Regions from separate parts of the Homo sapiens genome. Here regions 1, 2, 3, 4, 6 and 7 are each linked to region 5. Evidence: chromatin loops called from intact Hi-C (ENCODE). Cell type or tissue: IMR-90. All regions are shown on one strand.

Region 1 (4,000 bases), 660 kb before region 5:
CTATGTTTATTCACTCTGGCCTTCCAATTCAATCTTCACATTGCAACTAGAAGATAAAGACAGATTTTTAGGCCAGGCGTGGTGGCTCACGCCTGTAATCATAAAACTTTGGGAGGCCGAGGAGGGTGTATTACCTGAGGTCAAGAGTTCTAGACCAACCTGGCCAACACGGCAAAACCCCGTTTCTACTAAAAATACAAAATTAGTCAGGCATGGTGGCGGGTGCCTGTAATCTCAGCTACTTGGGAGGCTGAGGCAGGAGAATTGCTTGAACCTGGGAGGCAGAGGTTGCAGTGAGCCAAGATTGTGCCTCTTCACTCCAGCCTGGGCAAAAGAGCGGAAGTCCATCTAAAAAAAAAAAGACAGATTTTTAATATGGTCTACAAAGCCTCTTCAGCTTCATTTTTCCTCAAGTGCCCTCCTGCTTTCTCTGTTCCTGTGTACTGGCTTTTATCAACCATTCGTTTCTGCCTGGAATGATCTTTCTTTCCTTCTATGCCCAATAAACAACTGTTTGTCCTTTTGATATCTGTTCAAGTTTTTCTTTTTCATACCAGCCTTTTCTGATCTCCCTGACTAGATTGACTCCCATCATAAGCTCTCAATGGGCCATGTGCATTTCCTTCAAAGCGCATGGCACAATTGTAGTTTTTCATTAGTGTGTATGATTACCCATTTATATCTATCTACCCTACTATATTATGTGCTCTAGGAGAGCAGTGGCCACATCTGCTCCCCAGTATGTGGCACACAATAGTTGCTCAATACATATTTGTGGAATTAATGTGTAAATGTATACAGAAAAGACATTTTACATTTCATCAGTGATTTAAAACAGATTTCAGAGCTCAGGTTGTAGCAATCTGAGTCCCTGCGGGAAATAAGTGAGATCATCAAATGGAACAATTTCCACTTTGAACAAGGAAAGTTCAACCTAGGGACTATTTACATAGTTGTAACTTGGTTATAAGGGAAAGTAACAAGGAATGGTGAAGCACCCTGGGGTTTGCAACAGTGAGTTAGAAGTTGGTACCCCTAAAACTGAATGGGCAACTGAAGGGAGAAGTTTGGCCTTAAAGAGAATAGCCATGGTTCTAGAAGACAACCACAGGATAGGTGCTGTGGCCATTGTAGAGGATCCCAGCCAAGCCAATGAAGCTCTGCAGTGTCTAGTCATGTCAGAATTATAAAATCAAGAAAAAACATTGTCATCATCATCACTCTCTTCCCTTCCTTGACCTCCATCCAGTGCCTCCCATTGGCTAAACCCAAGTGAAATCCAGAGGGAAGAGAACTGAATGATGTTCATAAAGGCCTGGACTTTCAGGGGACAGAGCTGGGTGAAAAATGGAGAAAATGGATCCAGCAGGACAAGTAAAAAATCCCAACCATTGGTCATTGGGACAATTCCCTTTTTTTTTTTTTTTTTGAAATGGAGTCTAGCTCTGTCACCCAGGCTGGAGTGCAGTGGCGCCATCTCGGCTCACTGCAACCTCCACCTCCTGGGTTCAAATAATTCTCCTTCCTCAGCCTCCTAAGTAGCTGGGATTATAGGTGCCTGCCACCACGCCCAGCTAATTTTTGTATTTTTAGTAGAGACGGGATTTCACTGTGTTGGCCAGGCTGGTCTCAAACTCCTGACTTGGTGATCCACCAGCCTCGGCCTCCCAAAGTGCTGGGATTACAAGCATGAACCACCACACTCGGCCGACAATTCCTAATTTTTAAAGAATGGCTAAGATAAATAATGCAAAAAGGTAGCTTGGAAAGTTTTAATTTAATGTAATAGGAAGCAGTTACTAAAGTTTGAGAGTTACATAGGTAATGGTAGCTACAAAAAGTTTTCTTATAATGGAAATGTCATGATTAATGAAATGGATTAATGAAAAGTCCATGGGATTTTAAGTTAGACGTGAGATAGAATCTTAGCTCTGCCATGTCCTAGTTTGTTAGCCTTGGCTTTCTTATTTGTAAGGTGAGGATTATAGTGCCTCTCTCATAGGGTAATTGTAAGAATCCATTGTCTGGCACATAGTAGGTGCCAGACATGAGAATTGTGAGAAAGGCATGTAGTTACTGTCTGCTGTGGCCTAGCACTATAATAAGATCTCCTCCTGGGAGCTTTTGATGTAGTTAGGCAAGCAAAGCCACCACGGATGGAGCAATTAGAGACTAACAGAACAGGAAATAATCAAAGACTCAATGGTATATTAAGATCCACAGGAAAGATGCAGGTCACAAGCTCTGACAGATCTGTAGTGAAACTGGACCACTCCTCACCTTTGACCCTTCCCCACTCCATCTGCCACTCCCCACACCCTGGATCTTTAAGGAACCTTCCAGTCCTAAAAGCTAGTGCATTGTAGATAATGAGGGTAGTGTACGTCAATGAACTCTACTGAGTCACTCAGCTACGTGCAGTTAAACCACAGGCTATCCAAGCCAATAAAAACAGGAGCAGTTTAGAACTCCTTAGTGGGTAGTTCTACCTTAAGACTATAGTGACATTACACAGCCCAGCTCTGATGCATTGTGTGAAAGTGACAGGATCCCCCCCGCACCCCCCACCCCCTTGCCCACTTAATAAAACTGCTCTTTGCTTACTTGGTGCCGAATGGCTCATGTGTTTACATGAAGGACAGATTAAAGACCACATTGTACTTTTCCTTGCCATTGTGTAAAGGGCATTATTTTCCATGTTGATAAGATCTGGAGGGAAGAATAAAGCACAATGGACTTTTATTTTAATCACTAAACACTCACCCTATCCCACAGAAAGCCCAAAGTTTTTTATGCTTCTCCTGGTTTCAAGGCATCTGCCATTAGGAAAAGTAGAGTCAAGTGGCTCAGATTTTATCCAAGGGAGACTTAACAGTGTCCCTTCCTCATTGGGAAGGGGTTGAGAGAAGTGATAAAGAAGCAGAATTTGATGACCCAGAGGAAAAGCTGAAGTGACAGTATTTATGCCTGGAGTTTACTGCATGCCGTTGCTATGGGACCTGATTAAAGAGTCAGAACAATATGGTTCTTGCTCTCAATAGCTTGAGACATTTTGGCAGAGAGGAGCAGATGCCACCTGCATTAAGTAAGTCAGAGCATATTAGCAATGGACTTGGATAACTCCCACTTCACCCACATAGCCTTCTGTCCTGTGATGCTCTCTATCTCCTCCATATTTTCTTCAAACAAGGCTAGCAATTCTTCTGTTGCCTCCTCTCTTTTTTCAGTAATATTTGTGCTTTATGTTGTCTCAGTTTACTCTTGTATTTGAAGTCATGTTGGACGAGAAATCAAGAGACCTACTTCTAGCATTAGCTTTGCCATGTATCAGTGAACATGCCCTCTTAGAACTTTCAATTTTCTCAACTCTTAAGAAATATCTATGTGCTGTAGTTAACAGTGTTGAGAAACCAGAGAAATATATGTATGTAGAAGTAGCTTTTTTTAAATTTGAGGTAATATTTACAAACGATTGAATGCATAGATCTTAAGTGTACAATTTGATGAATTTTAGAGAATGTACATAGGAATACCTCATTTTATTGTGCATTGAAGATACTGTGTTTTTTACAAATTGAGGGTTTGTGACAACCCTGCATCAAGGAAGTCTGTGGTGCCACTTTTCCAATAGCATGTGCTCACTTCATGTCTCTGTATCACATTTTGGTAATTCTTGCAATATTTTAAACTTTTTAATGATTATTATGTCTGTCATGGCGATCCATAATCAGTGATCATTGATATTATTATTGTAATTGTTTTGGGGTGCCACAAACCATGCCCCTATAAAATAGCAAACTTAATAAATGTGTGGGTTCTGACTGCCCCACTGACTGACTGTTTCCTTTCTCTCTCCCTCTCCTCAGGCCTCCCTATTCCTTGAGAGACAGCAATGTTGAAATTAGGCCAATTAATAACCCTACAATGGCCTCTAAGTGTTCACATGAAAGGAAGAATTGCATGTCTCTAACTTTAAATAAAAAACTAGAAATTACTAAGC
Region 2 (4,000 bases), 85 kb before region 5:
GTGTTTTTCAGCTCCATCAGGTCATTTATGTTCTTCTCTAAACTGGTTATTCTAGTTAGCAATTCCTCTAACCTTTTTTCAAGGTTCTTAGCTTCCTTGCACTGAGTTAAAACATGCTCCTTTAGCTTGGAGGAGTTTGTTATTACCCACCTTCTGAAGCCTACTTCTGTCAATTCATCAAACTCATTCTCTGTCCAGTTTTGTTCCCTTGCTGGTGAGGAGTTGTAACCCTTTGGAGGAGGAGATGTGTGGTTTTTTTTTAAATTTTCAGCCTTTTGGCACTGGTTTTTCCTCATCTTCATGGATTTATCTATCTTTGGTCTTTGGTGTTGGTGACCTTTGGATGGGGTTTCTGTGTAGATGTCCTTTTTGTTGACGATGATGCAATTCCTTTCTGTTTGTTAGTTTTCCTTCTAACAGGCCCCTCTGCTACAGGTCTGCTGGAGTTTGCTGGAGGTCCACTCCAGACCCTGTTTTCCTGGGTATCACCAGCAGAGGCTGCAGAACAGCAAAGATTGCTGCCTCTTCCTTCCTCTGGAAGCTTCATCCCTGAGGGGCACCCACCAGATGCCTGCCAGAGCTCTCCTGTATGAGGTGTCTGTCAATACCTACTGGGAGGTGTCTCCCAGTCAGGAGGCATGGGCGTCAGGGACCCACTTCAGGAAGCAATCTGTCCCTTAGGAGAGCTTGAGCACTGTGCTGGGAGATCCACTGCTCTCTTCAGAGCCAGCAGGCCGAATGTTTAATTCTGCTGAAGCTACACCAACAGCTGCCCCATCCCCCAGGTGCTTTGTCCCAGGGAGATGGGAGTTTTATCTATAAGCCCCTAACTGGAGCTGCTGCTTTTCTTTCAGAGATGCCCTGCCCAGAGAGGAGGAATCTAGAGAGGCAGTCAGGCTGCAGTGGCTTTGCAGAGCTGCCATGGGCTCCACCCAGTTTGAACTTCCAGGTGGCTTTGTTTACACTGTGAGGGGAAAACCACCCTCAAGCCTCAGTAATGGTGGACACCTCTTCCCCCACCAAGCTCGAGCATCCCAGGTCAACTTTAGACTGCTATGCTGGCAGAGAGAATTTTAAGCCAGTGGATCTTACCTTGCTGGGCTCTGTGGGGGTGGGATCCTCTGAGCTAGATCACTTGGCCCCCTGGCTTCAGCCCCCTTTCCAGGGGAGTGAACAGTTTTGTCTTGCTGGCATTCCAGGTGCCACTGGGGTATTAAAAAAAAAAATCCTGCAGCTAGCTTGGTGTCTGCCCAAATGGCCGCCCAGTTTTGTGCTTGAAACCCAGGGTCTTGATGGCATAGGCACCCGAGGGACTCTCCTGGTCTGTGGGTTGCAAAGACTGTGGGAAAAGCGTAGTATCTGGAGTGGAATGCACCATTCCTCATGGCACAGTCCCTCACAGCTTCCTTTGGCTAGGGGAGGGAGTTCCCAGACCCCTTGCTCTTTCCAGGTGAGGCGACACCCCACCCTGCTTCTGCTCACCCTCTGTGAGCTGCACCCACTGTCCAACAAGTCCCAATGAGATAAACTGGGTACCTCAGTTGGAAATGCAGAAGTCACCCCCCTTCTGTGTTGATCTTGCTGGGAGCTGCAGACCAAAGATCTTCCTATTTGGCCATCTTGCCTGCAACCTAGTTTACACATTTCTAAGATGAATAGGATAACCACAGTCCTAGCTCATAGGGGTGCTGTGAGAGTGCAAAACCTGCACATATCTAAGGTGCCTAAGCCCCACTTTGCCATGTGGAATGTTCTCAATAAATAGCTAGTGTCATCAAATTGAGAATGGCATACATTCTGCTGTCTTCATTTTCCTTCTGAATAAAATGCTGAGAATAGTCATAAAGTAGTATATGGTTAAAATGACAGGTGGCAAATTCTACTGAGAGTCAGCCTCTTGCTGGATGTTTGCCTGAAAGTGTATCTTTGATATCACCAAGAGGTTCCCACTGGGGGAACACCTATCTCTTCATGCACTGCTAGTCCTTCTCAAGCATTCCACAGAACCAGTCTATGCACCACCAGAGGGAGCCTAGCAGGGATCACTGTGCAAGGGATGGAGGGGGTGACACAGCCTAGAGTAAGCCTCCCAGATCTGCTTTATTCCATCCTCATTCTGAACTGAACTGTCAGAGGCCCTTCCAGAAGAGCGGATGTCATCTCTATTCTGGTCTCTGTAGCTGCTAGCACTGGGAGTAGGAGGATCTTGTGGGTACCAGGAACCTCATGTCCTCTAGTCCATAAAGGTCACTTTAATGCAGCATTCTCTGCCAGCCTGTGTGATGCCTGGTCTCTCTTGAGCCATTGGAGTAGCAGTGGAATAAAAACCTCCTTTGTCTACACTAGGAAATCCCCTGCCCACCAACACCCTTAATGAGGTGCTACTCTTGCATTTAGGACAAAATGCCAGCATTATCGGGAAAGACCTGGGGCTGAGGGCACCGAGGTGGGAGGCTCTTCTTTAGGACACACGAGTCCTCTATGTCATGGCAGGAACTGCTCTGACCAATCACAGCAGTGAGGTGATGAACTCCAAAGAGCAGTCCCCAGACCCATCTCAGCCAGGGGAGAAAGCAGGGGGTGGAAGGCAGGTACAGCATGTATGGCCTACTGCTCCAGGATTGGCGCCTACACTCTAAGGAGGGAACCCAGATTTGAGTAAAGCTGCGCAGGCCCTCTGAAAGCTTCAGAGGCAATGTGGCTATCACTGTCCCTTTCTCGGCCCTTATCGGGACCCTTTAGAGAGGGGCGGTGTACAGAAAAGGGACCTCTTGCCTTTCATCTCATCCTCCAAGAGGTCGAGGCAACTTGTCATCAAGCCAAATTGAAAAGAAAGAAATGTGGGCTGCCCGGCTTTCAACAGTAGAAATTCCTTTTGCCTTAAAGGCCTCAAAAATTACCAACTGAGAGGTTTGTCTCCTTATCCAAGGAGACAGGAGAGTATAATAGTAATTCCACTGAATCTTTCACTACCTGCCAGGCAGAATCCTAAGCGTAAAGTTCTCACAGTAGCCCCATGAGGTTGGAATTGGTATTATCCTCATTTTCACACAAGGATCGGAGCCAGGCTATGAAACTCCGGGAGTCTGGCTCCAGAGAGTCGCCATCTATGAAATGGAAATGACAGAAGGGGCAGCATGTGAGAAAATGGCATGACGGATTAATACAAACCACATAGCCCATCATGCCCTGCTCATCTTCCTCCTCCTCTCCACTCCTCAAGAACTTCAGCAGCTAATGATCATCAGGGTTGCACAGGCCTGCAAAGGGAATTTTTTTCTTGACTCTAGTTTGATGCTAATGGATGGTTTATAAAAGTGCTATTTTTTGGCCAGGCGTGGTGGCTCATGCCTATAATCTCAGCACTTTGGGAGGCCAAGACGGGTGTATCACCTGATGTCAGGAGTTTAAGACCAGCCTGACCAACATAGCGAAACCCCATCTCTACTAAAAATACAAAAATTAGCCAGGCGTGGTGGCACACACCTGTAATCCCAGCTACTCAGGGGACTGAGGCAGGAGAATCACTTGAACCCAGGAGGCAGAGTTGCAGTGAGCCGAGATCGCGCCGTTGCACTCCAGTCTGGGCGACAGAGCTAGACTCCATCTAAAAAAAAAAAAAAGTATTTTTTTTTTAAAGACACATGGCCATTGGTATCTCCCACTATAGTAGTTGCTATTTAAGTCAATGCCAGATGCCCCTGATTTAGGATTAGGGCAGAGCTCTAAATCAATGGTGTTTGGAGCTCCCTAGGGCCTCTTCAGTGGGCACAGCCCCAAGAGCCAGTCATGAGGCATCTTTAGCCCATCATGGGATGTTGGGTATGCATGAAATGAAATTCAGAGGGGACTGGGGAGGTAGGAATATGGTGGAAAGATTCAAGGAGGCCATGTTTCCCAAAACGGAGATGGAAAAGTCACAGTGGGAAATCTTGTTTTCCAGAACTTTTCTGTCTCTACCCTTCATTCCTGCCATGCCCCCATGCCCTACCCCACCCCA
Region 3 (4,000 bases), 590 kb before region 5:
GTTGCCCAGGCAGGTTGCAAACTCCTAGGCTCAAGCAATCTTCCCGCGTTGGCCTCCCAAAGTGTTGGGATTACAAGGGCAAGCCACCGTGCCTGGCCATATTTGGCTATTAAACCATATGAGTTAAGGCTATACATATCAACATGGAAGGATATCCAGAAAGATAAACGGAATAAAAAGCAAATTTTGGAGTAAAATGCTTAGTCTAATTTCACGGAAAACAAACAAACAAACAAACAACCTCTATAGGCTGGGCGCAGTGGCTCATGCCTGTAATCCCAGGGCTTTGGGAGGCCAAGGTGGGTGGATCACTTGATGTCAGGAGTTTGAGACCAGCCTGGCCAACATGGTGAAACCTCATCTCTACAAAAATATAAAAATTAGCTGGGGATGGTGGCGTGGACCTATAGTTCCAGCTACTCTGGAGGCGGAGGCAGGAGAATGACTTGAACCCAGGAGGCAGAGGTTGCAGTGAGCTGAGACCATGCCACTGTATTCCAGCCTGGGAAACAGACCCAAGATTCCATCTCAAAAAAAAAAAAAAAAAAAAAGAAGAAGAAGAAAGAAAACAGTATAAATATGTATACTTTACATATATTTACACAAACATAAAACATAAAAAATATAAAGAATCTATACACCAAATTATTAATGGTGATTTTGTCAAGAAAATGGGATTGAGTAGGGAAGCTAGAAACTGTTTTTTTCTTTAAACTCTTCTATATTCATTAAACTATTACAAAAAAGTCACAAAAAAATTACTTTTGTAACTAAAAAAATATCCTGGGTTTCAAGCAAAGTGGTGGTGATATGCGTGTATGAATGCAGGTATATATTTATTGGGGAACTTTCTTAGAAGTGCTGCTCTGTTCAAGGAGAGTGGTTTCTTTGTGGGCGCAAGGTTGGGGAGAGGGCCTCAGGGGCTAGTGACATTGAATCCGTTTTCTTCCATTTCTGACAATGCCTTTGTTGGGGAACAGCAATACAAGTGTGACTAGAAGAAAAAGAGAAAGATTATGTTTCTGCTTTAGTGTAGTCAGTCCTCCTACGTGTTAGCAGGGAGGAAATCTTCAATACTGGTATGACAGGGCCAAGCTTTGTGGTGGTTTTGGAACCTGGTTATAGGGATTTCCAAGTGGAAAACAAAACTGTCTAGTTACTAATTTTGGAAGTTTTCAGATACCTTTGACTCCTTTTTAGGGGATCTTCTTAGAAATAGGTTTTCAGAGGGTGACTAGTAAATCATTTTCCTTCACGTGGAAGAAGGGGAGAATACTTCTGTAATGTAGTGATTTATTTGCTGTGTGGAGAGGCGATGTGAAAGCAGAACTTGCTTTGAAGATTAGGGACCTGTCTTTCATTAGTGGTGAGGAAGTGGAAAGAGGAATCAAAAGAACCAGGCTCTGATCCTGGTTCTACTACTGACTAGCTGACTAGCTGACTGACCTCTCTGAGCCTCTGTTTACTTTTCTACAAGGAGATATTACACAGAAAGAAAGATTATGCCTTTCATTGCCTATAGAAAACGATCAGAATATGTGCTTTCCTACAGGAGTTTATAAAAATAGGTTACGTCTCACCGTTACAGCAGCTAGATGGCACCACCACCTCTAACATTTCTTTTTTAATGCTTCAACTGTAATTGCAGCTGGTACAGAATGTGCTTTCTTTCCTTCCATGATAGCATCTGTCAAAAGCTATGACTTTTAGATGAAAAGGAATTTAGCTATGTTGCTTCGAGACATCATGGATCTCTCCAAAGGAGATTCAGCATAGATAAACCTGAAGTCTTTGAGAAAACTAAAAGCCAGTAATTGTAGAAGATAATCACTGTATTGTAATTGTCCCTTGGGTATTAGTTGCCCTAATTTCATCAGAGTTCTCTCTTTGTTCCCCAGAAGACATGCTGACAGGCTTAGCCTGAGGGAGTGAAATTATGTGAGCTGGGCAGTGTTGCGGTTAGGGAGACTCTGTCCTTACCACATCTCTAGCTACAAGGAAAGAGACCTCCTATGCTTTGTTGACTGTAGAATCATAGATTTTTAGCAATCCTACTTCTGCATTTTACAACTAGGTACATGAGACCCAGAGAGTTGAAGTGATTTGCTAAAAAAATAGTATATACTAGTCTCAATACTCTTATTTCTTGTTTTTCCACTTGACTGCTTCTGCCTGTTTTTTGTGTATGTGTGTGTTTTTAACTTAAATAGACTGCCTTGGGGGTTACAGCTAAATGGGAATTTGAGGGATCGCTTAATATTAAAAAAAATCCCATAAGCAGGGTGGAATTTTAAACTATTTTTATCTCCCTTATCACCAATGCGCTTCAAAGAAAGGATGATTTGGGCAACTGGGGAATCATGTGATCAAACCCTCTGCGATGAAAGTTTTCTATTTCTTATAAACACGTTTAAGTAATATTTTGCGTGTCTTACAATATTGTACCGAAAAATTATGTGAGAATTGAGAGTAAAAATTAAGAGTAAAAATTTGGAGTTTTCTAAAATAATCCTTTAGGAACAGCTCAATATTTAATTATTTCTCTGCCAAAGAAGTTAGTTTTCATTTTTCAAAATTTACTTCTTATTTGTAATTTTTTTTTTTCAGTTTGCAAGATGCTGAAGAACATGCTTAATTAGCCCTTTCCCTCTTTAGTTTTACCTTTATCAATTTAAACATAAAAGTTGTGCATTCAGCTTCATCCATGCTCTGGTGTGCATGAGCAACAATTATGGAAGGAGTGATATGCTAGCATGTTGTTCATTTTCTTGTTTTTTCTTTCTTCAAATATTGGGTTACTGAATTGTGAATTCCAGGGAGTTGCTAGGATTTTAGAAACCTGCTTGAAAGACTATTGGCATTTTACTGGGTAGCATAGTCATATTTTTTCCTTTACATTCATCAAGTCTATTCCTTTCACTAAAAAATAATCATTAGTTTATATTTTTTCTTTTATGGTTTTATTTACAAACTTTTTAAGTCCATATGTACTGTGTTGCAACTAGAAATCACTTTACCCAGAACTCTGAGATGAGCATGGTGAACAGGTTTATTAGGAAATTATGCTGATAGTAATTTGATATTTTGGGGGTAGTGTTTCCTAGTCTGTCTGAAAATTATAAGATGGAGAAAATAAACTGAAGGAATGTTGCATGATAATAGTTATATTTATAGTGTATGTTGACAATGAAAACACATAGTGACAAAAAGCAACTATGAATTCAGTAACACTGTACCTGACTTGGTATTTTATTAGTCACAAAACACACATATATATATATTTTTTAAATAGGAATACTTTTGTGAGCAAACTATATTATTCATTTAGTTAACAGATAGTACTAGATGCATCTAAGAATTTAGTTGCAGTTTCTCTGGAGCTTTTGGTATCAAACCGCTGTTCACCCAGCGCAGGAAGACCAGATATCCACACTGAGGTTTGCAGCAGGAGAAAGGAAAGTGTTTATTTGCAGAGTGCCAAGCAAGGAGAATCAGGCAGTTCATGCTTAAGACTCAAACTCCCAGAGGGCTTACTGTAAGATTCTCCCCGGGCCTGAAAGCTTAAGATGAATAACTCCTCCCTTTTCAGGCCCAGTCCCAAGGCGCAACTTGCGCCAGCAGGGTGCGCCAGCAGGGTGCGCCAGCAGGGTGCGCCAGCAGGGTGCGCCAGCAGGGTGCGCCAGCAGGGTGCGCCAGCAGGGTGCGCCAGCAGGGTGCGCGATAGCAGAAGCAGGAAGAGAGCCGGGGGAAGACACCTACCCTGGCCGGAAGACACGAAGATCCAGAAAAAGGCCATCCGGGTACAACGTAGCAGTTACATCGGACTGTGACACTTACTGTTTACAGGAGACTATAAAACTTTGCCCAGTCGTCACTTGGGGCCCGCCTGCACCCAGGCCGTCATTAAAACAGCATGTTGCTCCACACCGCCTCGTGTTGTCTGTTGGTGTGCTCTCAGGGTGGAAACGATACAAGAACGTTACACTTACAGGTAAGGGTT
Region 4 (4,000 bases), 140 kb before region 5:
CTATATTATGCTACAATGATGTTACCTTATTTGTCCTGCTTTGATTTTTCCTAGAGTTAATCATTATTCTGTCTTTTCATTTGCTTATTTTTGCATCTACTTGTTATTCACCACCAAACTCTTCCCAGTTTGGTACATTTCCTCTGAATACATCTGCAACCTTTTATTTAATTTTTCTTCTTGAAAAAATTCTCCTCCGGGCCTCTGACATACTTCAGTCTGAATCTGTTGAACGTTAGACCTATTGCAAGGCTGTCCCCATAAGATGACTTTTTAGTAAAAAACCAATGACATCCTTGAAATTCCCTGCACTTTTCTCTTGTGCAGGATGCCTATTGCCTGCATCACATTCTTCCTCTTTCTTAGTTACTCCCACATTTTAGTGAAACATGTCTTCTTGTAGCTTTGTACAAAAGGTGCATAGGTAGTAAATTTTTTTAATTCTCCAGTGTCCCAAAAAGTTGAAGGAGCACTGTACAGGGCAGGGCTGCAGTCAAGTGAGAAGCCTTGTTCTTTGGTACTGTATTCACCATCTCTGTGATCTTGGGACAGTCACAAAACTCTCTGAGCCTCAGTTTCTCTTTCTGAAATAGACAATAATCCAAGCTGTGCCTGCTCAGAGCTATGGCTAGGAGAGTGCTTGTAAAGGGGCTTTGTATAAAAAAGGTATGTACAAACAGTGTGTGCTGGAGCCACAAGAGTCAATCGTTGAGCCATTGGTAGCTTGAAACTGGCCATAGTAGAAGTATTTACACTATAGAAATTGACAAATGTGACAGAGAGTTGTTTTGTTTTGTTTTTTTTTGGAGGAGAGCTGGTTTAGGAGCACACTACTTACAAATACAAGTGATTATAACAACTGTTTTCATTGCTGTGCCCTCCTTAGTGATCCATGGCCTAATGTATAGCTCAATTATAGTTCTGATCACATATAACATTATTATACCATAGGTCATGAACTCCTTGAGACATGAGACTTTGTGTTACTCATAGAGATGTATCTCCCCTGCACTATTTTCCCCCGTACCTAACACATTGACTGGCACTTAGTTGATATTCTATTCCAAATTTTTGAGTGAGTGACTAAAATTTTTGATTGATTGTTTTTATGAGTTGGGAACAACCAGAGAGAAGATGAGAAGTGAGGGAAGGGGTTAGGAAAGGTGCATGACACCTGGAACAGCTTTTGAGAGGAGTGCCCTATTAGGTGTATTAGAAAGAGCCGTCCTTAATGGGAAGTTTTCTATGAGCCAGATACTATTCTTAGGTGCTGTGCAGAAATTATCTAATTCCATAACAACTTATGAGGTAGGTATTATTATCCCCATTTCACAGATGAGAAAAATATGATGTCTGGTGTTAAGTAATGTTCTCTCCATCACTAAGGCTGAGGTTCAAATCTGATGAATGTCTGTGTGCTTAATCATATCTCTACACTGGAGGTCGAAAATGATCTATGGGCACATGGGTAAAAATAGTCATAATGATCTAGTAAAACAGATCCATTTAAAGTAAAAGGGAGGAGTAAGGATTGTAGCAAATGCAAACTGAAGAGCCCAGACCCAACTAAAAGGGATAGCTTTGTGACCTGAGGAAATGTGGTCTGTTGAGGCTAGAACTTGGAGTTGTTTTTCAAGAGAACCTGGAAATGTGGAATTTTATCTCCTGAATTACAAATGTTGGTACCTATAATTAAAAATAAAAAAGACTCGAGATGAAACATCTGTAAGTGGTCTATCAGTTTGCAAACTTTGATATACTGCCTATCCCCAAAATACTCTTCGAGCAACTAGGGGGCAGCATAAGGGTGTAGAGTGTCACTGGAGGTGGAAATGGATGAAACGAAAGGCAAGTTAGTCCAGCTCACAGTTTCTCCCAGAGAGCAGATACAGAGAGCACAAAGGTCCTGCTATCACGTTACAGAGCAGAGGCCAGCAGAGACGGGAGGAGGATGAGGTAAGGCTCCGCGGCTGGTGCACATTCCGTCTTCTCCAGGCATCCCTGGGGAGGGCACATTCCTCATGGTCAAGAGGCTAAGCTGTTGATTTAAAAGATTCTTAGAATATTCTCTTCAATACCCCCAGAGGGTTCTTCTTGCCTTGGAAACAATATATCTAGGCCATGCCTTGGACTGTGGGACCTCCCTAAAAGGGAGTGGGAAAATGGTCATGACTCTATCCTCCTAGGTAGAGTGTCCTGGGGTCTGACAAGTCCCTTCAGGTCCCTTGTCCATTGATTTCTTCTTCCCTTCCCAGGGAGTAGTGCTGGTCACACTGCTGAGTCACAAGCGAATTCCCTGTTCTTTCCCATAAATTTTAGCCTCTGCAGAAAGTTGGAAGATTGAATCCTGTCATCTAGTGGATCTGCAGTTCTTTTTCAATGAAGTTTTAAAATAGTTGCAAAGTTATTTACAATTACCTCTTGAAAATATAAGGGCTAAACTATAAGCCCATTCTTCATGGAATGCAGCTGAATCCCTGAGATTAATTAAGGAATTTAGATGAAGGACCGACGAGACATGATCTGACGATGAGGACTCAAAGAGGAGGTTTCCACAAGCTCAGGTATAAAATAACAGGTGACTGATTCAGAGATGTGACTACAAGGTGTAAAAGGAAAGTTTAGGCCTGCATGTGATCAACTGTCTCAATGAGGAACCCATGACTGAAGCCTGTTCAGACAGGCTGCTGGCATGTGTACTTTGAAAAATCTCTGCTATTCCTGATAGCCTTTCCGCAAAAGCCTAATTGAGAACCTCTGTAGTAAAAGAGAAGAGAGATGAAAAAGCTATGCTGGGAGAGCGGGGCTGTGAATTAGTCAAACTGGGCACAAAGCTTTTAGGGAAGATGTTAAAAGGTCTTCGCTGTGACTTGGCTACAACAGCCCCTGGGGAGATGATAAATAGATACAGAGCTTTATAGAGCAATGCTCCTGTTGTTCCTCGACAGCACAAAGGTCTTCAGAGATGGTGCCCTGGGGCTGTAACCCTAATTTCTTTTTAACATTCACAACTCAATAGTGCTTACAGATAAAGACCCAGAGATACAATGGTACTTTATCAATTAAAAAAAAAAAAAAGAATTGAGGCTCTGCTAAATTCTGCCACAGAACAGAGCACAGAATAATACATTCCATTATGCTTTAATTCCCTCCACTGCAAGAATTTAATACAGGAATAGCCCACCCATGCCCATGCTTCTCCTCCCCTATTATGATAGCTTTACTCCACGCTCTCTCCCATCTCACCTTCCTGCTTCAGTGCGTTGCAGACAGCAACCTGCCAATCCCTGTCCCTCTTACTGCGGCCTCACCCTCACCCTCCTGCCGCACTGGCCCACAGCAGCAGTAGCACAGGCTCTTACTTATGCACTCCCCTACTCTCAGCCTCAGCTACATTCTCTCATGTAATCTTCATGCCCATTTGATGAGGCAAAGGCTGTCCTTATTTTTTAGATGAGGAAATTAAGATAGAAGGTAAAGGGTAATTTTTTCAAGCTTCCAGAGCCATATGCAAACCCAGATTCAGCTGGACTTCAAAAACATCCTGACAAATACCAAAAATCCCTGACTTGACCACGATGCAATCAATGCATGTAACAAAAATGCACATGTACCCCAGAAAATGCACATGTACTCCATAAATTTGTACAAATTAGATAAAACAGACTGAAGTATAGTGATTAAATACCTTAAAATAGGCAAAACAAACAAAACCATCTCATCAGCTTTCACTGAATGATCCACACACCCAATCTTCTCCCCTTTTTCATGCTTCTCTAGTTCCCCATCAAGTGCCCTCTCTGTCTAACACAAGGTCACTCTTTCTCTAACTTTCTTGGCTTCCTCTTGCTGTTACCCAATAAATATTCCTCTTCTCCTTTTTGCTATTTATTCTCCTAGACTAGGATTTATGAGAATAGAGCCCAATTCTATTTCAACACCATTTGTGTGACCTTGGGCGACAAAATAATTCTATAACACTCTGAGAAGAAGATGCAGT
Region 5 (4,000 bases):
CCTCTTTCCTCCCCACTCTTCTCTCCAAGGTCCCTGCGCCCCCTTGGGCGCTTTAACAAAATAGAATACCCCCTTCACTAATGCGCCAAAAGATAGAGAGGAAGCGTCCTTCTCTGCAATGTCACTAGTTTTTCTTAAAAAAAAAAGAAAAAGAAAAAGAAAAAGTTCACCGGGTGTAAACCTGTGCGTCTGTAATATACATATATATATACTTGTATATATTCGCCCTCCGTTTATACATATACTATTTTGCTTAGAGGTGGCTTCTTATTTGGGCGTTGCTAAGGTTGCTTTTGAAAGCGTTTTTGTAGAAGAAAAAAAAAGTTAGACTTGTCCAAGTGTTTGTAATTGACGGTGCATCTCCCTCGCATTTGATCTCATTGATTCGCGCCGGTTCCTGGATCCATAGCCCGCGTTTAAATAGCGTGGCAGCGGCTGAGCGTGTTACCACACATGGCGCGCCGAGGCCGGGCTTGTGTTTCCAGCGGGTGGGGTGGGTGGGGGTGGGGAGATGTGGGGGCTGGGCTGGGGGAGTCTCTCATTAACATTCTTACATCAGGGCTCCTCCCTGCACCCCTTCACTACCCATCGCGCCCCTGTCCCTAACCACCACTCCCCGCAGGCCCTCTGCCTTTTCCTTAAAGCTGAAATCGCCCACGTCTGCACCGGCAAGAGCCCCCACCACGCCGCGTGCCTGTGCGATCACCGCCTCTCCCTTTCCACGCTCTCCAGCTCCTGGCTTCAAAAAAGGAAACGTGCTTTAAAGTAGAGAAATGCGCGCGCGCACGCACACATACACACACACACACACACACACATATACACACACACACCGTGCAAAAAAAAAAAAAAACCAGGACTGGGGGAAAGGGATGGTTCTAGAAATTGTGGTTTCGGTGCAAAAATCCTTAGGTGCCGCTTGCTCTCACCTTTCTCGTTCTGGCCACATTCCCTCCTGAAGCACCGACGCGGGGCGAGCACCTGACCTTCCTGGTCCCTCGGCGCAAGGTCAGGGAACAAGGACCAAGGTCCCAGTGCAGATGGCTCCATCGCGGACCTGGTGTGCCCGGCTGGCCCGGGCGTCACCTACACCCCGCCTTCCTCAGCCCCGCGCCAGCCCCCTCCCCCTGGGCCACGCAGGTTTGCGCTGGAATCGCAGCGGTGCCGAGGTCACAGTGTCCCAGCTCACGGACCCTCTGTCAGCGCACTGAGAGCAGGAAAGTGAAACTTGTTGCTCCCAAAGGCGAGGGAATGGTTCAACTTCTGGAGGTGTCACAAAGCTTGGAAAGCATCCCCAAAGCGTCCTCGGGGCTTTGTTTGCTAAACCAGGTACCTAAATAAAGGGACTGTCTTTCCCAAAACGTTCCCGGTAGGTCCCCCGGGTACGACACACGCTCCCCTCCAACCTGAGTGCTCAAAGATCCAACCGCTCCTTCTCTGGAGCGCTCGAGGCACTGTGCTGGGGTTCCGCGACTCCAAGAAAGGTCCTGCCTCGGAGACCCAGTCCTCCCACTGGCCATAGCCACAGCAGCGGTGGAGACCGGAGGGAAGCGGCTCTGGAGAAGTCCGTGACCAGAGGAGCATCGCGGGAGTCCGCCGCGCGGCGGGGCGGGTCAAAATGGAACTGGACCTTCTGTGCCTACTGCAGCCAAGTCATTTGCAATGTGAACGGGCTACACTGGGCGGGAGAATTCTGACAATTAAGTCCCGCACATTTAAATACATTGAAAATGTGTTAAAATGGTCTTTCATTTGACTAGGCGTCCGTGTCCACAAATTTCTTTTAGTCTCAGACCGACGCCCTCTTTCGGCAGAAACTTGCACCCGACTCAACCCGGGTGCCGCAGTCCCAGACGCTGCGTTTTTTACTCCGAGGCCTTTAACGCGCTCTGGTTCTCACTTGCGACGGTGAAAAGGCAAACTGGGGTTTCTGGGGATATGGCAACTTCTGGCGTCAGCGCTCGCCTCCCTTAACAGCACTCTCCTTATCGCTCTTTCTGGAACCGTCAATGTGATTATGGGTAATGTTTCAGCTTCTGGGTCATTTATATTCAGATTATGCACTGTGATCCCGAAATCTTCACTGTTAAGTAGGAGCTTCTAATTCCTGCGAGAATTTCCATTTATTTAATTAGAGCCACTAACCAGGAGCAAAAGAGACATCTGTATAAAATTTAATTCCACAAACAGGGTAATCCACACACACTGGAAATTGAGATTTAGTGCTCCACAGCAATTAAATCTTTCCTGAATTTGCAGAAGGGCAGGCGTTTATGGCAGCACAGATTAAAAAAAAAAAAAAAGAAAAAGAACAACAACAAAACAAGAACTAAATCATGAATTCCAAGGGTCTTAATGGATTTCGAAACTGGTTGCCAGGCACTGTGCTGGGGTTCCGAGACTCCAAGAAAGGTCCTGCCTCGGAGACCCAGTCCTACCACTGGCCACAGTGGTAGGAACCAGTGTTTCCTATTACTCTGCGGTATGCCCTGTGTCTGCGGAACACCAGCCAATGGCGATATGATTCTGCCGCGTGTGGTGTGGGTTTATGCGGAGAGTCTGGGGTTTCAGTGGCACCGGTGTGAACGCCTGTCCCATCCCAGATGCTACCTAGCCTCGCCTGCAGTTCAACAGCAGGGCAGTGCGCTTAAGTAAGGGTGAGTGCCCGTAGCCTCTCCGCAGCTTTTGGACAAGAGCTCTCGACTTGCAGTTTGTCACACTCAAGAGCAGCAACAAGACCAAGCTGCGGAAGGGAAGAGACCCCAAACCAAGCAGCGGAACGAATTAAAAAAAAAAAAAAAGCCAGTGTTATGCTTTTGCTGAAGCTCAAAACACCCCTTAAGAATTCCAGTGAGCAACAATTAGGGTTTTTAAAAAACCTTTTCAAATGAAAAGAGTCACAAGATTATGGGAAGACCCACCAAGTAATGTAAGTGTATGGATTTCAAAGTTACGGGTTTGTTTACTTTCCATCAAGTTAGAATTTTTGCAACCAACTGAAAGTTTGTGTAAATAAGTAGTTCTAAATCTTCAGGCCAGAAGACTTAAGTCACCCAGCCTGACACCCCTTACTCTCTAGATGAATTAAGGCCCAAACAGTATAAGTGATATACTTAAATACCTCTTCATCCCCTGAGAATATTTTTAAATGGGATTGTATTCAAAGTAAACCAAGGACCACCAGTTACATCATGTGAAAGTGTTAGGAACAAAGTTAATTTCTACTCTAAGTAATAACATTCTTTATATCAAATTTTTATATATATATATAGCTAAGTTTGGAGGCTAATACAGCACAATAAACCCAAAAATAACATTTTGTAATAGAATTTTTGCAGCACTTTAATCACAAAAATGAATCAAAAGGAAAAAATAGAAATAACTTATTTATTTGACTCAATTTTTAAATATTATTTCTTTCAATTCTGTAAAACACTGAAATGGGGAAAAATAAGTATTTTTTTAACATTCAAAAGAGTGGTAACCTTTTTACTAGGTGCTTCCTTTCTGGCTTCAGTTGTTGAATGAAACCAAAGGAAAGTTATGGGAAAATGCTGCAAAATGAAAGAAAATTAGCCATTTGAAAGAAAGACAATGTTAGCTCTAAACAGGATATTTCAGAAACTAATAGACTTTTTATGAGGTTTAGAAATGTTTTACTTAATATCCACAAACCATGTTTTGTTGTTTGGGTTGTTTTTTTTTTTTTTTTTTTTAAAGCTACTACAATAAGGTGGCAAGCTACTACAATAAGGTGGCAAGTTTTCTATAAAGTATTCAACGGTTTATTTTCCAGCTCTATGAAATGAAATTACTGTCTATATGTTATTTCTCACTACCAGGAAAGACAGCATTAATATAGGAAAACTAACATGTGATTCTTTGAAGTGTATTAGAAATTCTATCAGAAGTAAGTTTTCTCCACCACCAACTGTAACAGTCTCTGCAACTCTTCTCCCTTGGCATCCTGGCTGCAACCTCTAAACTAAGAACCCACCTA
Region 6 (4,000 bases), 710 kb before region 5:
AGGGAGAGGGTCAGAAAAGTACCCATCAGGTACTATGCTTATTACTCAGGTGACAACATTACCTGTGTGCTAAACCTCCAAAACACACAGTTTGCCTATATAATAAACCTGCACATGTACCCCTAAACCTAAAATTAAAGATAAAAAAAGGATTGAAAAAAGATTCGCAATACATTTTCAATAGCTGAATCAGATGCTGCAATATAAGCATTAAGAGAAGGAGGAAGAGATAATTGGTATCTCATATCTAGGATATGATTTCCTATTTTCAAGCTGAGTTGATAAAACTGCCTTGTTTTGCATGGAAACAGTTGGGAACTGAAAGGCTTGTCCTCAAAAAATTGCTTTTTTGAGTCATATATTTTAATTATTATTATTTTTTTGGAGACAAGAGTCTTGCTCTGTAACCCAGGCTGGAGTGCAGTGGTATGATCTCAGCTCACTGCAACCTCCACCTCCCAGGTAAGCACTTCTCCTTCCTCAGCCTTCCAAGTAGCTGGGATTACAGGCACGTGACACCATGCCTGGCTAATTTTTTTTTTTTTTTTTCTAAGTAGAGATGGAGTTTCACCATATTGGTCAGGCTGGTCTCGAACTCCTGACGTCAAGTATCCACCTATCTTGGCCTCCCAAAGTGCTGGGATTACAGGCATGAGCCACTGCACTCAGCCTTTGAGTGATATATTTTAATATTATCAGCACTTGATTTCAAGAGACAGAAACCCGCTCAAGCAAGTTTAAACAAACAAAAAATGGCATGGCCAGATTCAGAGGCTTTAATGATGAATCCAGTCTCTATCTCTGCTTCCCTTCACGTGCTAACTTCAGTTTTACGAAAGCTATTTCCATGTGCCAGGAGAAAAGGGCCACTAATTTTTCTATTTTATCTTTACATCTTTGTAGCTCAAGATCCCAGAGGAAGAGGAGCCATCTTTCCCAGTGGCTTTACCGGAAAAGTCCCTGAGCCAGTCACTGTGCCCACTGGAAGACAAATGGAGACTTGCCAAGCTTTGGTCATGAACTCACTGGGACTGCAGGAGACTGGGTCAGCCCCACCAAAATAATGCAGAAGGTAAATACTTGGTTTTTCAAAGGAAAGGTGGGAAAACCCAGCCCAATAAATGTGTTTTCCTTTTGGTCACACAAATCATATACAATATGTGCTCATTTTATAAAATTACACACTCCCCACTACATTTTAAAAAGGATATATTGACAATGTACTATTCTTGCTTTATAGAGATGATAGATAGGTGATAGATAATAGATTAGATAGATGATAGAGATAGATTAGATAGATGATAGCTAGCTAGCTAGCTAGATAGATAGATTAGGGCATCAGTGATAGGGTCAGTATAGGCCTGGGTGCTGGAGCTACAAAGATGAGTGAGGCCTGGGGTTTCTAACCTCATGAAACTTATAGAAAAACTTAAATAAGTAAACAAACATTACAAAACAGTGTAATTATCACTAACAGGTTTGATATTAGAAAATAATTTTGTACAAAGGAATACAATTTTTTAAAGTATTATTTCTTTCCTTCTTTGGCTTTTGAGGGTACAAATGTAATGACAAACATGCTGGATTGGGAGTCAGTAGGCTTTGGGCAACCTCTACCTCTGTGACCTTAAGCATGGACAAAAATTACCACTTTGGTTCTCCGTTTTCACTAGTGGAAAATGAGAAGGTTGAAGTATATGATCCCCTAGATTCCTCTAAGTTAAAAATTCTAAATATTTGCATGCATGAGACTATAGTAATCAATGGTGACTTCGTTGGAATTCTTGATAGGTCAGGATGTATATAAACTGAAAAGCCACTAGATGTCACGCTTGTCACAGATTTTTGCTATTCTAATTTTTTTTTTTGTAAATATCAAGATCTGGGAGTTGAGCAGGACCTTAAAAACTGTATTTGTTCAATCATATCTGTTAATTAAAAAAAAAGACTATTTGGACTGGATAGATCAAATTACTTAGCTAAATTCACACTGCTAGCTAGCATTAATACCAGACCTCCTGATTTCTATTCCAGTGGAGCCATCTCTCTTTAAAATGAATGATGTTTGAAATGATGTTTTTACATCAGCTGTCAACTTTGGTAATGATAATTTTTTCTTTTTCTTCTTGAACTATCACTCAAAGTAATTTGGGGAACCAATTGTTAAAAAATTCTATGATTCAATATAATATCAATAACAATAGATAAAAAGTAGTTATTACTCATAGATTACTAGACTGCCTTAAAACCCTATTTGAAGATAATTTACAGGATGATGTAAGAAATTGGGTAGATGTGAATAAAAGTGGAAATTAAAGTTCACACACACCTAGCTTATCTGAATTTCGGACTTTGGGAATTTCAGGTTTTCTTTTCTTAAAATGGCTCTGGATAGAAAATAAGTTTTTTAAAACAGCTTTCTTTGAGAAGTGAAATAACTTTTAGGTTTCTGAACCAAACTAATTAACATTAATTTTTATGTAATCCTTTGAACTTTGTCTAACATGCAGTTCTTAATAATTGTGGTTCTCTTATTTATGATTCCCAATACTTAGTTGTGCGAGAGGATTTGAGAGAGAAACAGGGCTGTAAGAGGCAGAATTGCAGCAGATAGCCTGATAAGAGGAGAGGGGAGGATTGCTAGACTCAAAGAAACAAATCTATCTTACATCATTACAAAATAACAGATGTTTCTGATTACAACCTTGTGTCTTCGAGAACAGGTTAAATTATATTGACAGTGCTTTGTGACATACAAGCCTTTTGAGAAGGATTTTCTACAAAATGTTCAAAATGAAGTCTTGGTGTCCAAAAGCAGTTAAATATTGCTTATATAGGGAAGTCATTTATGTAATTCTTATAACTGTGAAGTTACAATAAATCCTTTTTCCAGAGTGAGTGTAAGGTTGGATTATGTATATAAATAGTGAGCCTGTTAATACTGGCTCTGTTGCCTCAGTAAACTGAGAAGAATAATACTACTGCACAGAGGTGCTGTTGGATATTTGAAGGAGTTGTGGAAAATGGAAAGTTCTATATAGTTGTAAGCTATCAAGATGATGATAGTTAGAAAACGTGAATGGACACATTCTCCCAAGAAGAGCTCTCCCTGTGGAGATGAGCTACGGAAACTGGAAGAGCTCAACATTAAAGAGCTAGAACATATGGGAAGCCCAGAGGTTAACTTCTCTGTGGATGATGAAGTAGCTGGACTAATCTACTTTCCAAAAGTTAAGAAGTGATCACAGAGATTCTTCCAGAGATGAGAAAATGGGACCACTCTCTGAATCAATACTGAGATGTGATGTGTCATGAATGCAGGTAAAACCATGGCTATCCAAATAGGATGGAGCTTTGCGACCGTAAGAGACCAGCTCTTGCATTCGTTCTCCCCATCTTTGTTCTGCTTTCCCTGCTCACTTCCAAAATGAAGGAAAGCCAGGACCTGTGTAATATCTTTCTTGAGCTATTTTCAGTTGTATTTTTTATCTATTCCTGGGTTGGAAAATTGAGGCCTTCGGCTGTTTTTCCTGTTTTCTGTGGTCAGGCTTCAGTATTTTTCTACCTCTTTTTAAATCCTCTTGATGAACTTATACTTAAAAAACAAAAGTTGCATGTTGCAGGAATATTCCAGTTGGTTTCAGAGAGGGAGCAAGACAAGTTGGATATCACGTGCCCATATCTCTCATGTATGTGCTAACTGGATTTCTACATTCCCTCAAATTACTTCATGTTTTGCAAAATTGTTGTGTTAGAATCAGCAAACAATTAGAAAATGTACTTTATTTCAGTGTGGCAATTTTATATTCTCTTCTCTATTACTGAAACAAATTATTTCCCACATATTTTGATAACATTATAGTGGTGCTAGTCACATTGTTGTAAGGTGGCGTCAGCGTTCCCATGATAAACTTTGTCAAGCTCTTGTAACTTGGCTACAAAACTCTACCTCGAGTTTGAGACTTGCTTTAATCCCAGAGCCATCTAGGAAAGAAAATAA
Region 7 (4,000 bases), 470 kb before region 5:
TAATGAAACAACATGGCAGTAACTTTTGCAAAAGGCAGCATTTTCTAATGAAAATGCTCTTTGGTTAAGGAACACCAGAAACACACTTTTAGTTGAACAAGTTGATGATTTATTATTTGATAAAATGAAAGAGAATAAATCCCATGGAATCGTGGGACATCTCAGTAATAGTGTTGTTATGAGTGAATATTTGTGTCCCCCCAAAATTCATATGTTGAAGCCCTGATCTTGATGTAATTGTATTTAGAGACGGGGCCTTTGGGAGGTAATTAGACTTGGATGAAGTCATGAAGATGTGGCCATCATGATGGGATTAGTGCCGTTATAAGAAGAGATATGGTGGGAGTTTCCTTTTCCTCCCACCCCTGCCATATGTGGACACAACGAGAAGGCAGCAGCCATCTACAAGTCAGGAAGTCACCCCTCACCACAAACAGACCACGGTAGCACCCTGACCTCAGACTTCCAGGCTCCAGAACTGTAAGAAAATAAATTCTACTGTTTAAGTCACCCATTCTATGGCATTTTATATGGCAGCCTGAGCAGACCAATACAAGGGTGCTGGAAAGAACCTATAATAGCATTTGAGCATTGGTGGGGTGACTTTTGGGAGGGTCCAAGAAAGCAGAGATTTGCTCTAGATTGGGTACTCTCAAAAAGTGGGGACAATTCCGTGACTGGGTATCTCAGTGAACAGAGAGGGCAGACAAGAAAGAGGATAAAGCTATTTTTTTGTAAAGGAACAGCAGTCACTCATATTAGCCAGGAGATAGGGAGGTTGGGTATTTCGTGGGGGACATAATGACCTTGATTTTGTCTATGCTAAGATAAAATTATAAACTGACGTTGTTTTGTCTCACTTTATCATGGTCTCAGAGTGACCTTTTCTGATATTGGTGTCATGTGAAATTGTTTATGTCCTACAGGGAAATAACATGGCCTAACTGTGAGTACAAGGCCAGCTTCTTAACAACAGTGAAGCCCAGCCACACATGTCAGACTAGTTCCAGATATTACAGGCTGATTTCCTTTTCACTAGCTAGAAAATTGTTTTCTAGATGTTTTGGAAGAATTATTCCTTCCAGTAGCAAAATATATTTTATTTTAATAAAAGTATTTTTGATTTAGAGTCTTTAATTCATTCAATAAGCAAACATTGAATAGATAAAAGGACCATACATAGACTCTTAAAATTTCAGTTGTGAAATAAAGCTTAAACAGCATCTAATTCAATCTCTCGTTTGATACTGGTATCCTTTCTCTGACATTGCTGCCTAGTAATTGCCTAGTCTGTGTTGGAATGGTTCCAATAAGAGGAAGCACTCACCTTCCTGAGAGAATTCATTCCATAAGTTGAATAATCAAGTTAGACTTTGATTCGTTGTATATTTCATCTATTGGCTTTATTTGTACCCCTGAAGCAACAGAGAGCAAAACTAGTGTTTTCCATAAGAAAGGCATTCTAATCAAGGAAAAAATAATTCACACAAACTAATTCAAAGAAAAAAGTAATTTTTTTTAAAAAAGGCTACAACAGGCAATATCAAAGACAATAAAAAGAAATTCCCATCACACTGAAGCAAGCTAAGCCTCTTCCTCACGTCTTCCAGAGTCATACCATCTCTGATTTCTATTTTTCACTGAGTGTCCTTCCCATTTTTTCCTGCTTGCCAATCAGCATTCTGTTTCCCATTTTACTCGTAGCTTCAGCCAGCTGATTACTTTGGCTTACGGTGGTCCTAGCTCCAATGGAAACTGAAATCCCAAATCTACAGGATATTTTATCTTAAGAGCTTATGAACTTATGAGCTTAAGTGACTCAGTTTTGGATTAGTTCAAATTTAAGGGTAAGGGAAATCTGCTTGGATCAGTTCAGCCTATGATTTTTCTTCCTCTAGGTCAGGTGTTCAGTCTTGTCTAATTGTTCTACTTCTTAAAATGCAGCTTTTGTAGACAAGGGCCAGCACTGTGTTCATTACAGAAACTATTCAAGGTTCAAAGAGTTATTTAGAAATGTACCAGATTAGGGTAGAGGATGTGAAAATATAGAACCATTTAGGAAAATGGTCCCTAAACATACGAAAAATGCTCAACTCACTCATAATATGAATATAAAATAAAACTACTCTGTAATGCCATTTTTCACAGGCCTGTAAAATTGTGGAGTAAAATGTTAGATATGTTAGCCAATATAGCATATCAGAGGCTGTGAGGAAGTAGACCTTTTTACACATTGCTAGTAGGAGTATATATTAGTACAGTTTCTATGGAGATTAATTTGACAATGTGTTCGATTTAGATTTTCATCATTAGGGACGGAATAAATTCATTAAGATGCAGTCATAGAATGAAAACCTATGTAAAAATGATAAACATAGAAATACTTTACTTAGTGATATGGTATTTCCACATAAAAAAAAAAAATCCCACCTTCCTGGGCCCTTCCCCCATCCCCAAAATATCCATTAAAGAAACTAGACTCTGCTACACTGACAGAAGAGGGCACCATTGAACTAAAAATTTTGTAAGCCACCACACATCTACGAAATGGATTAGACAAAAGTGAATAAATCTATACAAATCTGCTATCTACTATAACAAAATCAAAATCAAAATTTTCATCCGATAAAAATTTGTCTTCAGAAAGCATCACGAAGCAGAAGAAAAATGTAATAAAAAGCTCCAAACTTGATTTAGAATTCTTAAGCATTTGTTGATATGAAAACATTAAAGGCAAAGTGGACAAAAAGCTATAGAAATCAAAAGAGATTGACTAAACTCAGGAAAGAAATTAGGAAAAGGAGAAAATTATCATAAATATGAAGACTAAATTAAAGAGTGCCTAAGGGAGGACAGACTGAAATGAAAATTTTATGGTATATTGAAGTAGGAAAACATAAAAGATATTGAAAAGTGACACACAGAAAAGTAAAATGGAACAGAAAAGAAGTGGCTGAAATGGAAGACAGGCAAAGAAGAAGACATATTAATTATAGTCTTTGTGGGTACACTAGCATGTCAGAAATCATCACTAAAGAACTTATCCATGTAACCAAAAACCACCAGTCCCCCAAAAACTATCGAAATAATAATAATAAAAAAAACTATAGTCCCTGAAGCAGAAAAAGAAAACAATAGAACAGGGCTAATATTTAAAACTTTAATTCGAGAACACTTTCCAGAAATAAATGAAGACCTGTATGTGCATATAGTAAGAGCTCAGTGGGTAGCTGGAAAAATCAACCTGGAATGGTGAACTTTGAGGCACATCCTAGTAAAACTATTAGATTTTGAAATCTAAAAAATAATTTTCTTAAGCCCTCCTACCAAAAATATTAAATGATTTACAAGGAGGAAAACATAGACTGGAGTCAGACTTCTCCAAAACAACATACAAAGTAAGACAGCAATAGAGCAACTGTGCAGAGTGGGGAGTGTGGAACTAGGAAGAAATTTTGCATTGGGGATTCTTTATTCAGATCTTAGAACAATAGGTAAAGTCTACTAGGGATGGTTTTTTTTTCTAAATAAAGGGACAACTGGGAAAACTTCAGAAATGGGGTATATGGTAAACATCTACTAGATTTTATCATAGATATGAGATTAAAAGAAATATGGGTACAAAGATATAAGTATAATGTAGAAATATTACATGTTCTGACAATGTAATGATGCAAACAAAAGAGAGAGGATAAAAGAGAGGTAAAGGTAAATAGGAAAGAGAAATAAGCTCTTGGTAGTATATTTTATATGTGAGAATTAAAGGATCATTAAAAACTGATAAATAAGAAGGTAACAGACAACTGAAAAAAATTATTTGCAATATACAGCCAAATAAAGGGCTAGTATCCCTAATGTATAAAGAACTATTAAAATTGAGAAGAAACACCAAAAGCTTGGTAGAAAAGATATGAACAATTTACAAAAAGAGATATAAAATTGACCCTTAAGTATTTGAAAAGTTATTCAGCCTCACTGATAATATAGAAGTGCAAATTGA

Evidence for each region. Peaks named below come from ENCODE experiments on the same cell type or tissue, not always from the same donor. Only the 100,000 strongest peaks of a DNase experiment are listed, where the experiment ranks them.
Region 1: a loop joins it to region 5, with 2.5 times the contacts of the local background. A loop is called at or near these places in 8 of 110 quality-filtered maps.
Region 2: it touches region 5 in a loop (3-fold over the local background); 9 of 110 quality-filtered maps call a loop at or near these places.
Region 3: a loop joins it to region 5, with 5 times the contacts of the local background. A loop is called at or near these places in 45 of 110 quality-filtered maps.
Region 4: a loop joins it to region 5, with 4 times the contacts of the local background. A loop is called at or near these places in 43 of 110 quality-filtered maps.
Region 6: a loop joins it to region 5, with 7 times the contacts of the local background. A loop is called at or near these places in 50 of 110 quality-filtered maps.
Region 7: a loop joins it to region 5, with 8 times the contacts of the local background. A loop is called at or near these places in 39 of 110 quality-filtered maps.

The regions. Positions count from the first base shown.
Region 1 is chr5:33,368,703-33,372,702 of GRCh38, reverse strand. No RefSeq gene overlaps it. Among named protein-coding and RNA genes, the nearest start is that of TARS1-DT, 70 kb to the left of the region's middle. In IMR-90, no CTCF peak of the experiment used is centred here; DNase peaks (open chromatin) are centred at 842 and 2,382; H3K27ac peaks cover 2,247 bases.
Region 2 is chr5:32,792,339-32,796,338 of GRCh38, reverse strand. No RefSeq gene overlaps it. Among named protein-coding and RNA genes, the nearest start is that of NPR3, 83 kb to the right of the region's middle. In IMR-90, a CTCF peak has its summit at 2,033 (motif pointing right); no DNase peak of the experiment used is centred here.
Region 3 is chr5:33,297,723-33,301,722 of GRCh38, reverse strand. It overlaps LOC124900637 (a long non-coding RNA gene), which reads left to right and starts at 3,750. Exons shown (of 2, transcript XR_007058725.1): 1 at 3,750-3,991. RefSeq lists an enhancer at 1,529-2,054. In IMR-90, CTCF peaks have their summits at 1,601 and 3,611 (motif pointing right); a DNase peak (open chromatin) is centred at 1,612; H3K27ac peaks cover 160 bases.
Region 4 is chr5:32,850,609-32,854,608 of GRCh38, reverse strand. No RefSeq gene overlaps it. Among named protein-coding and RNA genes, the nearest start is that of LINC02120, 95 kb to the left of the region's middle. In IMR-90, a CTCF peak has its summit at 1,802; a DNase peak (open chromatin) is centred at 1,938; H3K27ac peaks cover 533 bases.
Region 5 is chr5:32,707,713-32,711,712 of GRCh38, reverse strand. NPR3 (natriuretic peptide receptor 3) reads right to left here and starts at 392. Exons shown (of 8, transcript NM_001204375.2): 1 at 1-392. RefSeq lists an enhancer at 1-31. In IMR-90, a CTCF peak has its summit at 1,797; DNase peaks (open chromatin) are centred at 732, 1,552 and 1,782; H3K4me3 peaks cover 1,972 bases; H3K27ac peaks cover 1,704 bases.
Region 6 is chr5:33,421,050-33,425,049 of GRCh38, reverse strand. It overlaps TARS1-DT (TARS1 divergent transcript), which reads left to right. Exons shown (of 3, transcript XR_001742630.2): 2 at 904-1,072. Among named protein-coding and RNA genes, the nearest start is that of TARS1-DT, 18 kb to the left of the region's middle. In IMR-90, a CTCF peak has its summit at 1,810 (motif pointing right); a DNase peak (open chromatin) is centred at 1,819.
Region 7 is chr5:33,179,597-33,183,596 of GRCh38, reverse strand. No RefSeq gene overlaps it. Among named protein-coding and RNA genes, the nearest start is that of LINC02160, 48 kb to the left of the region's middle. In IMR-90, a CTCF peak has its summit at 2,496 (motif pointing right); a DNase peak (open chromatin) is centred at 2,506.